Linked DNA regions of Homo sapiens: region 1 is linked to region 2. A link is a loop called in an ENCODE intact Hi-C map of the cell type or tissue named here. Cell type or tissue: mammary epithelial cell. All regions are shown on one strand. Each heading gives the region's core, and the rest is flanking DNA. Links, peaks and the distances in the headings are about the cores only.

Region 1 (6,521 bases), core at 862-5,861, 440 kb before region 2:
TGACTGCTAAACAGCACTGATCACACCACTCCCTCTCTTAAAATATAAATGGCTTCTTAAGCTTCCAAGTGAGCAAATGAAAATGGCAGACAGCCCTACATCATCTCCTATTTCTCCAGCGTCACCTTCTGGTCACACAGCTGCCTTCCACCCTAATATTCAATTGAGGGAAACTCCCCACCAGTTCCCCCAAGTGGACCATGCTATTAATATTTCCCATCTCTGCTGGGAACAGTGGCTCACGCCTGTAATCCCACTTGGCATTTTGGGAGGCCGAGGCAGGCGGATCACCTGAGGTCAGGAGTTCAAGATCAGCCTGGCCAACACGGTGAAACCCCATCGCTACTAAAAATACAAAAAAAAATTAGCCAGGCATGGTGGCAGGCACCTGTAGTCCTAGCTAGTTGGAAGGCTGAGGCAGGAGAATCGCTTGAACCCAGGAGGCAGAAGTTGCAGTGAGCCAAGATTGCGCCCCTGCACTCCAGCCTGCATGACAGAGCAAGACTCCATTTCAAAAAAAAAAAAAAAAATTCCCATCTCCATGCCTGTGCCCTGCTCCTCCCATCTGGGACTCCCTTTCTACATCCCTCCTCTCTCTCTGTCCGCCTGGGAAGGTCCTACTTACCTTGTAAGAGTCACCTTCACCAAAACCTCCAGTGTTTCCCTGACCCCTGACCAGGCAGAGGGAGGAGCTTTTCCCTACGTGTCCAGTCCTCCCTGTACATCCCTACCCAAAGCACTTCTCACACTCCAAGTATGCTATCTGCTCACGGACCTGTCACTCTGCCTTTTTTATTTCTGACCCAGCACTCAATATGGCATCTAACACGGGACACATATATGAGTTAGGGTTGTGGAAAATACACCATAGTCAACTAACCTGGGAAGGTAAGACCATCCTCAACTTGCCGCACAGAGCTATGGGTGGGCCTCACAGGGGCGAGGGCTGCCGGGCACTCCGTCATCTCATACTGCTCAGAACTCAGATCCTCCTTGGGGAAGAGCTCACTCTGACTCACCTCCTGTGGTATTTCAAGACAAACTCGGTGCCTCTTTGTCCCTATTCGGTGCTTGGCCAGGCTGCAAGGGAGAGGGCAAATCTTTTAAGAGCCCACATATACATCCACTTACTCAAACACATTCATACACATCCACACACAACCCAAAGTGAATGGCCAGAGCCTGTCAGGCCTGGCTCAAAACTCAGGGACACCTCTTATTTGTGACTTGAGACAAGGGACTTCACCTCTCTGACCTTGTTCAATCATCTGGAAAATACAGGTATTACCACCCACCTAACAGATTTGTTGTGAGGATTAAGAAAAGGTATGCAGAGTAGCTGGCAAAGTGCCTGGCATATAGCAGGTACCAAGGAACGGTTCCTCCTTTCTTTCCCATATGGCCCAGGATAAATTCTCCTCAGAGCACAGATCCCCTGGCTCAGCCACCAATAGCACTGCAGACTTAAATCACGACATTACCAATGCCCTTGAGTCTCATCCTCACTACACTTCTTTTTAAAAGACTCTCTGATATGATGAGAAAACATGACTTTTCTGGCTCAGAGGGAGCCCGACCTTCGCACATAAATGCCCCCGACCCTCATATAACTGACGCCTTGCTCCAGCAGACTACACGCCCACTACAGGTCTCTCATTCAGAAAGTGCCTGAATGCTCTGGCTCTCAGGTTTCTGGAGCCTTTACCAAGAACACTCCCTTAGCCAAGGCACAAACGGCATCTTAGAAACAGCCTCGGCCGGGCGCGGTGGCTCACACCTGTAATCCCAGCACTTTGGGAGGCCGAGGTGGGCGGATCACGAGGTCAGGAGATCGAGACCGTCCTGGCTAACACAGTGAAACCCTGTCTCTACTAAAAATACAAAAAATTAGCCAGGCGTGGCTGTAGGTGCCTGTAGTCCCAGCTACTCGGGAGGCTGAGGCAGAAGAATGGCCTGAACCCGGGAGGCGGGGCTTGCAGTGAGCCGAGATCGCACCACTGCACTCCAGCCTGGGCGACAGAGCGAGACTCCATCAAAAACAAAAACAAAAACAAAAACAAAACAAAACAAAAAAAACAAGAAACAGCCTCTCCACAGATTACAGGACCTACCCAGACATCCCTCCCTCACGCAGCCAGGACAAAAGGGCTGCTGGGTTACCTTGTCTTCAGGTCTCCTTCCTCTCCATCCTCCACCCCTTCCATGTCCTCCTCTGGGCACTCCTCCTCGTTGCCAGCTCTTGGAGGCAGTTCACTCTCCTTAAGAAACTCAGCTGCTTCTGGCGTGGGCAGAGTATGGTCAATAACTGTGTTGTCCTTCCCAGCTTTCCAAAGTTTGTACCTTTCTGGCTGGAACTTTCTCACAAACACATCCATGGAGATCTTCACCATGTCCTTTCTACAGGAGCACTGTCAGCAGGAACCAGAAGAGCACCAGGTGAGCATACCTTGCTGCTTCCAACTCACCCCCACGTCCTAGCTCCTCCCTCCACATGGAAACAAGTGCAAGATGGTTTATAACCAGATTGTTTTGGTTCACAGGCTGAGGGCATGTTATCCTTGCAGGACCTTCAAACATGAAGGGAAGCAGGGAAAAAAAGGCAGAGAGCACATGCTACTGGGGCAAATCTACCTGGGCACTAACTCGGGGTCACAGAGGGTGGTTAGGCTCTGCACTTAGGCCCCCAGGACGGTGAGCCACCTGCCCTTGTTCCCTGTCCAAGCCAGGAACACACAAGCAAGTCTACTACTATCAGTCAAAGGCCCGACCCTGCTGCTTCCCTAGAGTAAAGGAAACCCCTAAAAATTTCAACAGAGAAATCTCGGAATGGATAAACAAGAGTATTAACGTGTGTGGATGTGGTTTTAATGCCTAATGGACTTAAGAACCTCATTTTATACTTCCCAATTCTGAACACATTTTTAAAAATTCCTTATGAACACAAAATGTTAGTACTCTGACACATTGCTAGCTGCTTGTTTCTGAATTCCAGCAGCTCAAAGAAATACTCTAATCACCAGCCAACGTATCTAACCAGAATTTGCTCATTTTTGTCATGGTGTTATAGAAAGAAATCAAGCAGACTTACCAGCACAGCTTGCTTGCCGTACTCAATCCACCGACGGGTAGCAAAATTGGTAGACTCCGCACAGTTAAAACCATGGTTAAAGCCGGCATGGTAACCATAAGGGAAAGTGATCATAAACTCTCCAGCCTCTTGAGTCACCTGAACAAGAGCAGACTTGAAGCAGCTGCTTCAAATGGCAGAAGTCCACAGAACTGGAATTCTGAGCTCCACCACAACTTAGCTGAGTAACAAAGGGTAAGTCATAAAACCCCTGGGGTCCTTGCTGTCTTCTATAAAATGCAAAGCCCAGACATATCAGATGACATGACTATAATTAACCATTCCTCCAAATGAACACTGTTCTAGGGGATCTGACTCTCCTCTGGCACCAGGAAGCTACAGTGGCCCCACCTTTAATGCTCTTAGATCAAAGTGTTGTTACATAGTTTATTTAAGCTTTGGCCCCCTCTTGGTATAGTGATGAACTAGAATAAAACTGTAAAACAAAGGCCAGAAAGGGTGGTGCCTGAGAACTTTGGCATGTAACATCAGCTCACCTTGTCAAAGGGAATTCCATATTTCTTCAGCATTAACGGGGAAATCAGGGTCATCTTGTGGCGGAGAAATGCCTCACAGCTTTGAGCACTTCCTGGGAAAAAGCCTATTTAATTGAAAGGGTACAGGTTAACACAGTGCTCCACACTAGCTCCGCAATCCTGGAGTCACTTCACACCTGTGCTTCTCATCGGAATGATAAAGAGGATGCATCACCAATGTGACCTCTGAGGATCCTTATAGCTCCGCACCAATTCTAAGATTCTGCAATGAGCCTCTAGGCTCACTCCCATGTAGGGCATTACGTGGGTAATGAAATCCTGTTTGGGAAACCAAGGTCACCCAAGCTGCCTCTGTTCTTATAGAGCTTTGAAACTATTTAGGACCTTTTCTCCAGTCACTTGTATCCCTGATCTTTTTTCAGTAATGCAGCTGTAGTATCATCTACCCAGGCTTTCCTATGTTCTCCAGACATACAAATCTAAGTCCACTTAAAAGAAACAAAGCATAAAGTTCAATTTTTTCTTTAACATTTGGGTCTTTAGTGGAAACACCAGTCATACTGGGTCTGGTTCATTATCGCTGGTCAAAGAAACACCCCTGCTCATTAAAACTGAGGCACAGACAGTCAGGACAAAGGAAGAAAAGGCTCCGTCACTGCCCTCTTAAGGTAACCAGTGTGGCTCACCCCCGTCTGCAGGCCTGCAACAGGACCTGCAAGTATCTGACCATGGGGAACGCACATTTTAGTGCAGAGCAAGGAGCACAGCTCATAGGAGGGTCCAATCCAGCAAACAGAAGAGACACAGTACCTTTGGCGAGGCGTTCCAACCGCTTTCCATGCTCAGGTGGAACAGAGTACCTGCAATCACATGAGAGCATCAGAGGCTGGGTGGAGGGCAGGTACAGAAGCTAAGGGACTTATTCCCACTCTCAAAACACCTTGAAATAGCAGATTTTTTTTTTAACTTCCCAAGCAGTAGAAAGGAATCTGAAAAAATGAAATATTAGACTGTTTGGGCACAGGAGTAAGGAGCCCATAAAGAAGGTGAGTGAATTTATTTCTTCTATATTCATTCACTTAATAAGATGTTTATTAAGTGTTCACCATGAGCCAGGATTTACGGTACATAATATTACTCTCCTTTATAATGTTGTTCATATAATAACATTTTTTAAAAGAAAAAAAAAGAAGGATGTCACTATATAACCTCAGTATTTAAAAATGCTCAGTATTTTTAAATGCTTGAAAGGCCTAACTGGGGGCAGGCAAGAGGAAGATGGAAAACAAAGTGAAAGATGGATCTGACACTTAAGAGACCTAGCCCCGTATCTGCTGATGAACCCACTTTCCCTTTATCTCCCCAACAGCTACATATACTGATTACCCAACAATCAATTACCTCTCTACCCAGTAGGGTGTCTAAACACCATAGAAACTGCTCTTCCTAAAAAATGAAAAGTAAAAAAGAACACCTAGGACTATTAAACTTTTGCAAAATTGTTAAACTTTATATTCTGAAACTCACAGTAACTCTGTTTTAACCTTTTTAATCTCTTCTGAAGATTATTCCACAGTAACAACAAATCCTCCCACTGCAAACAGCTTCATTATAAAACAAAACAGAGAAGAAGAGTTGACAAAAATGTCACCTAAAGGACTCTGGGATCCATCAGGCAACCCTATACAGAAGGCTCTGGAGGTCCCACTTCAGAGGACCTAAGAATGTATATAATAACTGGAAAACCTTCTTTTATAAGAGAATTCAAAAATCCAGGAGCAGTGAATTTTGGAGTAAACAATGGTGAAGACACAAAAGCTACATTTACACATCCTACAAGTCTAGCCTTCTGAGGAAGGAAAAACAGGACAGTAGTTAGGAGATAATCATAGGCTCAAAAGGTTCTTTCCCCCAAGATTAGAAACTGGAGAGCACTTGAAAGAAGAAAGGAAAACCCCTGAGAAAGAACATGGCTGAAGATGCTGAAAAAAGACCTGAAAGTGGATATGGTTTTCATGACTCCCCATAATGTGCCCCATGATGTCCCCTCCGGCCTCATCACTCACTTCTCATCGTTTTACACAGCACCCAAACTACAGCAGACTCCCCCTAGCTCCCTAAACACACCACGCCTGGCTAATTTTGTGTTTTTAGTAGAGACGGGTTTCACCATGTTGGCCAGGCTGGTCTCCAACTCCTGACTTCAGGTGATCCACCCACCTCGGCTTCCCAAAGTGCTGGGATTACAGGTGTGAGCCACCACGCCTGGCCCTCATGTGCTGTCTTAATCCAGGAGCTCTGCGTCTGTGGTTCCAACTGCCTGGATACACTTCCCTCAATCTCCCAGCTGCTAAGCCCACCACCACTCCACCCGGTTATGTCCTTCTCATGTTTTAGGTCTCACTTGTCACCTCTTTGAAAGAAGCCTTCTTTAATCCCATCTATCCTTCTTATGTGGACCTTAGCACCCACTTCTTCCCCTTCAGAGCTGTCCCCACACCGTATGAGCATTCTCTCACACTTTCTACCTCCTGACCAGTCTCCTATCTGTGTGAGGGTAGGTATCTCATCCATCTTATTCACTGCTGTTATCTGCAGCACCTTCACTAAAATGCTGAGATGGGCCGGGTACAGTGGCTCATGCCTGTAATCCTAGCACTTTGCAAGGCTGAAGTAGGAGGACTGCTTGAGCCCAGGAGTTTGAGACCAGCCTGTGCAACATAGTGAGACCCCATCTCTACCCTAAAAAAAAAGAAGGAAAAAAATTAGCTGGGCATAGTGGTGCACGCCTGTAAACCCAGCTACCTGGGAGGCTGAAGTAGAAGGATCACTTGAGCCCAGGAGGTCAAGGCTGCAGTGAGCCATAATGGTGCCACTGCACTCCAGCCTGGGTGACA
Region 2 (6,521 bases), core at 995-5,994:
TAGTATTTCTGATAAGAGGGAGGTTTGCTGACTGTTTTGGGAGAATGGGATCATTCACTGGATTTTTTCACGGCTAGGTAGAGTAGACCCTCCCCCTCTAGTCTATCCCAGGCCCTTTGGTCAAATTTCAAGGCTCTTGGTAACCTTCTGGGGGGTGCCAGGAGGCCCTAATGAACACATCCATGTTCTAGACACAAAAGGGCAGCTTTTAGAAGGTTTTCCTCATTACTGGAAGCATTTTGTATAGACAGAATAGCCCTCTGACCCAAAGCCTGGCATAAAGGTGGCACTCAAATATTTGATGAATGAACGAATAATGGCAAGTGTGGTGGACAAAGGAGAGCAATAGTGAGGGACACGAAAAGAGCCTGAAACACCCTGCTTCTGGAAGAGGAATGACAAGATAAGAAGGCAGTGTTGGCAGAGTTATATAGAACCACCTTGTAGGGGATACACATTGAGTGTGGGTATTTGCACAGCTAAAGAATGTGCCCATTAGAAAGGGCCGCCCAGCTTGTTGTAGACTTAGAGATCTAAGGCTGATTAAGAAGTAGTTTCTGCCTTCAAGAGGCCTCAGGTCTGCAAGGATAAGAAAGAAGTAAATCAGAAATTCAGGTGGAGTAGGATAAACACTGCAGTTAAGGCAGAAAGCACTGTGTGTACACAGAGGAGGTGAGCAGGCAGCACCCAAAAAGATGGGATGCGTCCACTGGATTTGGGAGGAAGAATAAGTATTAGAGGACAAAAGGGGAAAGAATTCCAGGCAGACAGAACAGCCTGCACACAGAGAGGACCAGAGGCATGGGCAGCCTGGCGCATCTCTGCAGGCTGCAAGTGGCTTAGGGTGGCTGCAGGAGCAGGGATTTGAAGAGGGGGGAGAGGGGAGGGAGAAGAGGCTGGCTGAGCTAGGTCATGCAGGATCCAAGGGCAGAGGCTCAAATGGTGAGAAGTTTGCCTTTATCCTGAAAGCTCAGAGAGCCACTGAAGGCTTAGACCAGGAGTGGAATGATGTAATTTGCATCTTAGAGGGCCTGATGCAGAGGTTCTGCTGAAAAGAGCAAGACGGGGGCCAGGCAGACCAGTCAGGAGGCTGCCAGTTTGGCTGAGGAGGCAGATGATAGCGTCCTAGGCCAAGGCAATGGCAGCTGGAAGAGAGAAAGGGGGCTTCTGTTTGCGGGGCTCCCGAAGATCATGTCTGAGTGCCTCATTCTCTAAATCTCAGGCCAGCAGTGACAGATGAGGTTAGCAGAGAGGGCATACAGGAGTATATTGTTTACTTCTGTTCATTTTTTCCCCCAGGCAAAGACTCATACTACTCTGAGAATAAAAATAATCTGTTTATAGAAAAATTGGGAAATAGGTCAAATTTGAGTAGCTGGCTGGACAGCCAGAAGCCTAGCCCCTTATGTGGAAACAAGCATCTTTTCCCAGTGTGGAAAATCCATCTACTTTTCCATGTGTTTTTCATCACACTCAGAGATTCTCAATGGGGCTCAGGCAGGAGGGTAGAAAGCATTTTGCACCCCCCAGGGGACCTCTGGCAAGGTCTGAAGGCATTTTTTAGTTTTAACATCCTGGATAGGGGGTGTTTTTGGGATCTAGCAGGTAGGGACCAGGGACGCTGCTAAACATCCTACAATATACAGGACAGACCCTCCATGACAGAGAATTACCTACCTCAAAATAGTAGTAGTGCTGAGCTTGAGAAACCCTGCCCTAGTAAATGAGTGTAAACTAAAACGACAAGCCTCGGGAAACCTCTCCCCTAGGCAGGGCAAAGGGACCCTTGGATCATCAGAGCCAAGTTGGAAAAAGAGTATGTGAGGGCGGGTACCTGAATCAGGAAGTGTTATTAGAAGTTGCAGCTCTACAAATGAGCCAAGGGCTTGAGGCTTCCTTCCTGGGAGAAAAAGACCTTTACAGGAGATCCACAGTGCATGAACCAAAGGTGTCTATGACCCCCAGAGGGAAGCCCCAAGGTCAGAGGCTCCCAGAAGCACCCAGGCCCAGGTATCAGTCCTGACAGCAACTGGCACCAGCGAAAGGAGGTAGGAGGGATCCTGCTGGAATCACTCCCAAGGTGCAAGTGTATTCCCTGCTGAGCATCAAGGCCACGGTTGGCCCCTGTTACTGCCAGAGAAGATGAATGGTCCCCCCAGGTGTGCTGGTGGGGAAAGTAAGCTGACCATTAGCAAACAACGGACCCGACCTGAAATGCAGCTGACAAATGTGTCAAATGAGGAAGGAGAAAGGGGGCAGTGATTTCCAGGGGCCTGTGGTGTGCTGGCCCTCCAGGTGGGTGGGGCCTCTGCTCTTCCTCTCATCTTCTCAGGCTGCTATGGTCTGATGAACGTTGGTGCCCTCCACCCCAAATTCCAATGGTGAAACCTAACCCCCAAAGTGATGGGATTAGGAGGTCAGGTCTTTGGGAGGTGATCAGGTCACGAGGGCAGAGCCCTCACAAATGGGATTTGTGCCCTTGTACGAGAGGCTGGAGGGAGCTTGTTTGCCCCCTTTTGCCCTCCCATCACATGAGGACACATAGCAGGTGCCATCTATGAGGAACAGGCCTGGACACCAAATCTGCTGGAGCCTTGGTCTTAGACTTTCCAGCTTCCAGTACTTTCAGCAATACATTTCTGTTGGCCATAAATTATCCCTTCTAAAGTATTTTGTTATAGCACCCCGAAAGGACGACAGCTGCCATTTTGGGGCCCTGAAAGCACTCAAGAATGGTAGGAGGCCCAGCGGAGGCAGGTCTGTGGTCAGCTGGGGGCATCCTTTCTCATCCCAGAAGCCAGGGAAAAAGTCATTGTCACAAGGACATACCCTCTCTGGGCCCCCTGGCCCTGGACTGATCTCCACCTGGCTCTTTACTGGGCTTACCAGAGTACAGGCGTCACCGGGCAGACTGGCACCCCCATGGCTCTGGCACTTCTAGTTGGGTCATCAGTGCTGTCTGACACCCTTGTATCTGTTATCCCGGCTCAGCACAAACAATTAGAGAAGATGGAGGAGGGAGCAGAAGCCTATTTTGTCTAGGGCGGTCAGGGAAGGCATATAGGCTGAGACCTGAAAGATGCAAAGAAGCCAGCCATGTGGCGATCTGGGGGAAGAGCCTTCCAGGCAGAGGCAGCAGCACTGCAGAGGTCCTGAGATGGAAAAGCGTGACTTACAGGAACTGTCAGAAAGTCAGTGGGCTGGAGCAGGGAGGGGGAGCTGTGAGAGGAGGCTGGAGAGGCAGGGAGAGGCTGGATCACGCAGGACCTTGTGGGCCTGACTGGGACTTTGGATTTTACTGTAGGTGGGATGGGACCCCACTGGGGAGTTCACTCAGGCCTCTATGTGGAGACCAGACTGGAGGCTGGAGTCCAGTCCAGATAAGAGATGGTGGCTGCTTGTACCAGGGTGATAGCAGCAGCGGGAAAGGAGGGTTTGATGTGAGATATGTTTTGGAAATTGATCAGACAGATGTTGGTGATGATTTGGATAAGGAGTTAAGAGAAGTGAAGAATCAAGAAAGACTTCTGCATTTCTGCATTAAGTAACTGGGTGGATCATAGACCACTAACTGAGAGAGGGAAAACTGGAGGAAGGGGGAGAGAAAAATCAAGAATTCGGTTTTAGATCAACATGGACGCCACTGTCAGCCCAGCAGGGGAGGCTGATGGGGCAACACACGTTGCAGGGAAAGGTGGCGTGTGGTGGGGGGCATGGGGGACCTCACAGGATTCTCAGAAACCCTTGTCCAGTTGATCCTGCTTCTAATCTCGCCTCTCTACCTTCATCCTGTTTGCTTCCCAGAACATATTCTTAATTATGCCACTCTTCTGCTCAAGAGCCTCTGATGACTTCTCATTCCTTATCAGATGAAGTCCAAACACCATGGCCTCACCTGGGGTCTCAACCAACATTTCCAGTTTGAGAAAAAAATGCTGAACTAGAAGGATAGCCTGTTGGCTGAGTACACACTGCCCTCTGGTGGCCAAATGCCCAATAGCTGCATCTCCCTTAGGAGGGCACAGTACACCGCACACTGAGGCACGGGTAGGGCCAAAGCCCATCTCCAGGTCCCGTGGCAAGTTAACTCCCAAGCGATTTGCTTTCGGTCAGCTGAGCCTGCAGCGGGGCCACGGCCTTCCCTGTTGCACCCCTGTGGACTGGAGGCTGCACACACCTTGGGAGCAGAGAGGACTGTGAGAAGAGCTTCTCCTCAGTCCCTGAGGCCAGCTAGCCAATTGTGGAAGAAGAGACAGAGGGTCTGAGAGGCCAGAGTGTTGCAAATGGCTTCTTACCTCCTGAATCTGTTCCTTCATCACCCTGATCTCATTCTCTCGAGGTTCTATTTGCTTCTTCAGCTCCTTTATTTTGTAGTCAAGCACAAACTTGAATTTCCCTAGTTCTTGATTTTTCTTTTTCAGATCATAAATTCGCTTCTCCTGGGGGTGAGATGAGAGAGAAGTGAGAGATATTGTAAGGCCCTGGTATACTGCAGCCCTTTAGGGCAAAAGAGCACGAAGCCTGTGACTCTCCTGGTTGAAGAGGTCAACCAGGAGACTCCTCTCCTCCCTTCGTCAGTACAGAGGCTGGCACTCCCCCCATGGGGCTACAGCACAGACCCCTCAGCCTCTGTACAAGGACTCTCATGCATTCACTCACTCATTCATATTAGGTTGTGAACAGCGGTATTTTCCAACGATGGCCCCCACAGCATCTCCCGCCCCACACTCCAGCTGTTCTACAGCGTGACCTTGCTGCTTCTCCATCAGGAGGTGGAAGCGAATCCCCTTCCCTTGCATTTGCCTTGACTTGTGACTTGTTCGTAACCCAAATAATGCAGCAGAAGGGAGACTGTGTGGCTTCCAAGGCTAGGCCAAAAAAGGCCAAGCAGCTTTTATCTGGCTCTCTTGGGACACCTGCATTGGGGGAGGGCATCTGCTATGTAAGAAGTCCAACTACACTGAGACATCCAGGCTGGTGGGCACATTAGGGGCTCTGATCAAAAGACCCAGCTGAGCCTAGCCTCCCAGACACCCCTGCCAAGGTGCCAGACATGTGACTGAAGAAGCCACATTGGATGTTGATCTTCCAGCCTCCAGCTGTTTTGAGTCACCCCCAGTATTCCCAGCTGAGGCCCCAGACATCGGGGACAGAGATAAGCCATCCTTTTGTACCCTGTCCAGATTCCAGATCTGTAGCACCTGTAAGCAGAATAAAATAGTTGCTTTCAATCACTTAGTTTTTCTTTTTGAGATGGGTCTCACTTTGTCACCCAGGCTAGAGCGCAGTGGCACGATCTTGGCTCACTGCAACCTCTGCTTCTCAAGTTCAAGCGATTCTCCTGCCTCAGCCTCCAGAGTAGCTTGGATTACAGGCATGTGCCACCACTCCTGGCTAATTTTTATATTTTTGGTAGAGATGGGGTTTCACCATGTTGGCCAGGCTGGTCTCGAACTCCTGACCTCAAGTGATCCACCTGCCTCTGCCTCCCAAAGTGCTGGGATTACAGGCGTGAGCCACCACACCTGGCCTCAATCAGTAAGTTTTAAGGTTAATTTGTTGCACGGTGATAGTAATCAGAACATAAGTATATCCATCCATCAAACATTTACTGAATGAAGATCTTTTGTCAAGTATTGGGTTTCCAAATATAAATACAACACAGTCCCTTGCCCTTAAAAGAAAACACTAGTTGGGAAAGAAGACACAGAAGCAAATCTAAGCCTAAAATGTGATAAATGTTGTAAAGCACAGAAGGCAAAGTATATATTGAGGGTGCTGAGAATGACTGGCTTGAGAGCCAAGCGGTGGTTCATGGGGGAAGTGAGAGGTGAGGCTGGGGAAATAGAGGAGGGAGGTGAGGGTCTTCATGTTGGGGGAAAGAGTTCAGAATTTATCTCCTAGGCCAGGGGTTGGCAAACTCCAGCCTGTGGGCCACATTGGGCCTGCTGTCTATTTCTGTAAAACTTTATTGGAACACAGCCAAGTTAATTGACTAATGTTTTGTTTATGGGTGGTTTCACACTACAGCAGCGGTGTTGATTCGTTGAGACAGACCACATGGCCTCCAAAGCCAAAAATATTTACTACCTAGGTCTTTACAGAAAGAGCGTGCTGACCCCTGCTGTAGCAATGGGGAGCTGTGAGGGCTTTGAGCAGGAGAGTGGCAGCATTGCACCTGTACCCTGCCAGTCCATGGTGGTGGGAGATGGGAAGTGAGGCCATTAGACTGCTTAGGAGGCTGTTGCCACTTTCTAGGTGAGGAGGCCTTTGTCTCTTTCTTGTCAAAGCCCCCTTTGAGAATCTGAACAGAGCTTTGGATCTTCCCTAAAAACAAACAAACAAACAAACAAACAAACAAACAAACAAAACCCTGGATATGTACACCGACACTCACATGCAGAAATGACATCCAGGCATGATCCCATGATCCTATGTGATCCTTACAAGACCCCTTGAGGTGGTTATCATCCCCATTTTATAGGTGAGAAAATGAAGGCTTAGAGAAGTTGCTCGAGGTG

Evidence for each region. A loop is a pair of places that touch in the nucleus more often than their neighbours do. Peaks named below come from ENCODE experiments on the same cell type or tissue, not always from the same donor. Only the 100,000 strongest peaks of a DNase experiment are listed, where the experiment ranks them.
Region 1: it touches region 2 in a loop (5-fold over the local background); 8 of 110 quality-filtered maps call a loop at or near these places.

Annotation. Positions count from the first base shown.
Region 1 is chr1:43,663,659-43,670,179 of GRCh38, reverse strand. It overlaps KDM4A (lysine demethylase 4A), which reads right to left. Exons shown (of 22, transcript NM_014663.3): 6 at 4,435-4,484; 7 at 3,625-3,728; 8 at 3,089-3,226; 9 at 2,161-2,408; 10 at 881-1,080. It overlaps LOC124904165 (a long non-coding RNA gene), which reads left to right and starts at 2,348. Exons shown (of 3, transcript XR_007066050.1): 1 at 2,348-2,436; 2 at 3,068-3,322; 3 at 5,189-6,521. RefSeq lists enhancers at 2,669-3,868, 5,510-5,569, 5,860-5,939. In mammary epithelial cell, for the core only: no CTCF peak of the experiment used is centred there; DNase peaks (open chromatin) are centred at 1,049 and 3,279; H3K27ac peaks cover 2,060 bases.
Region 2 is chr1:43,224,901-43,231,421 of GRCh38, reverse strand. CFAP57 (cilia and flagella associated protein 57) reads right to left here. Exons shown (of 23, transcript NM_001378189.1): 18 at 4,296-4,439. All of the region lies in intron 1 of LOC105378685 (a long non-coding RNA gene), which reads left to right. Among named protein-coding and RNA genes, the nearest start is that of TMEM125, 42 kb to the left of the region's middle. In mammary epithelial cell, for the core only: a CTCF peak has its summit at 3,989 (motif pointing left); no DNase peak of the experiment used is centred there.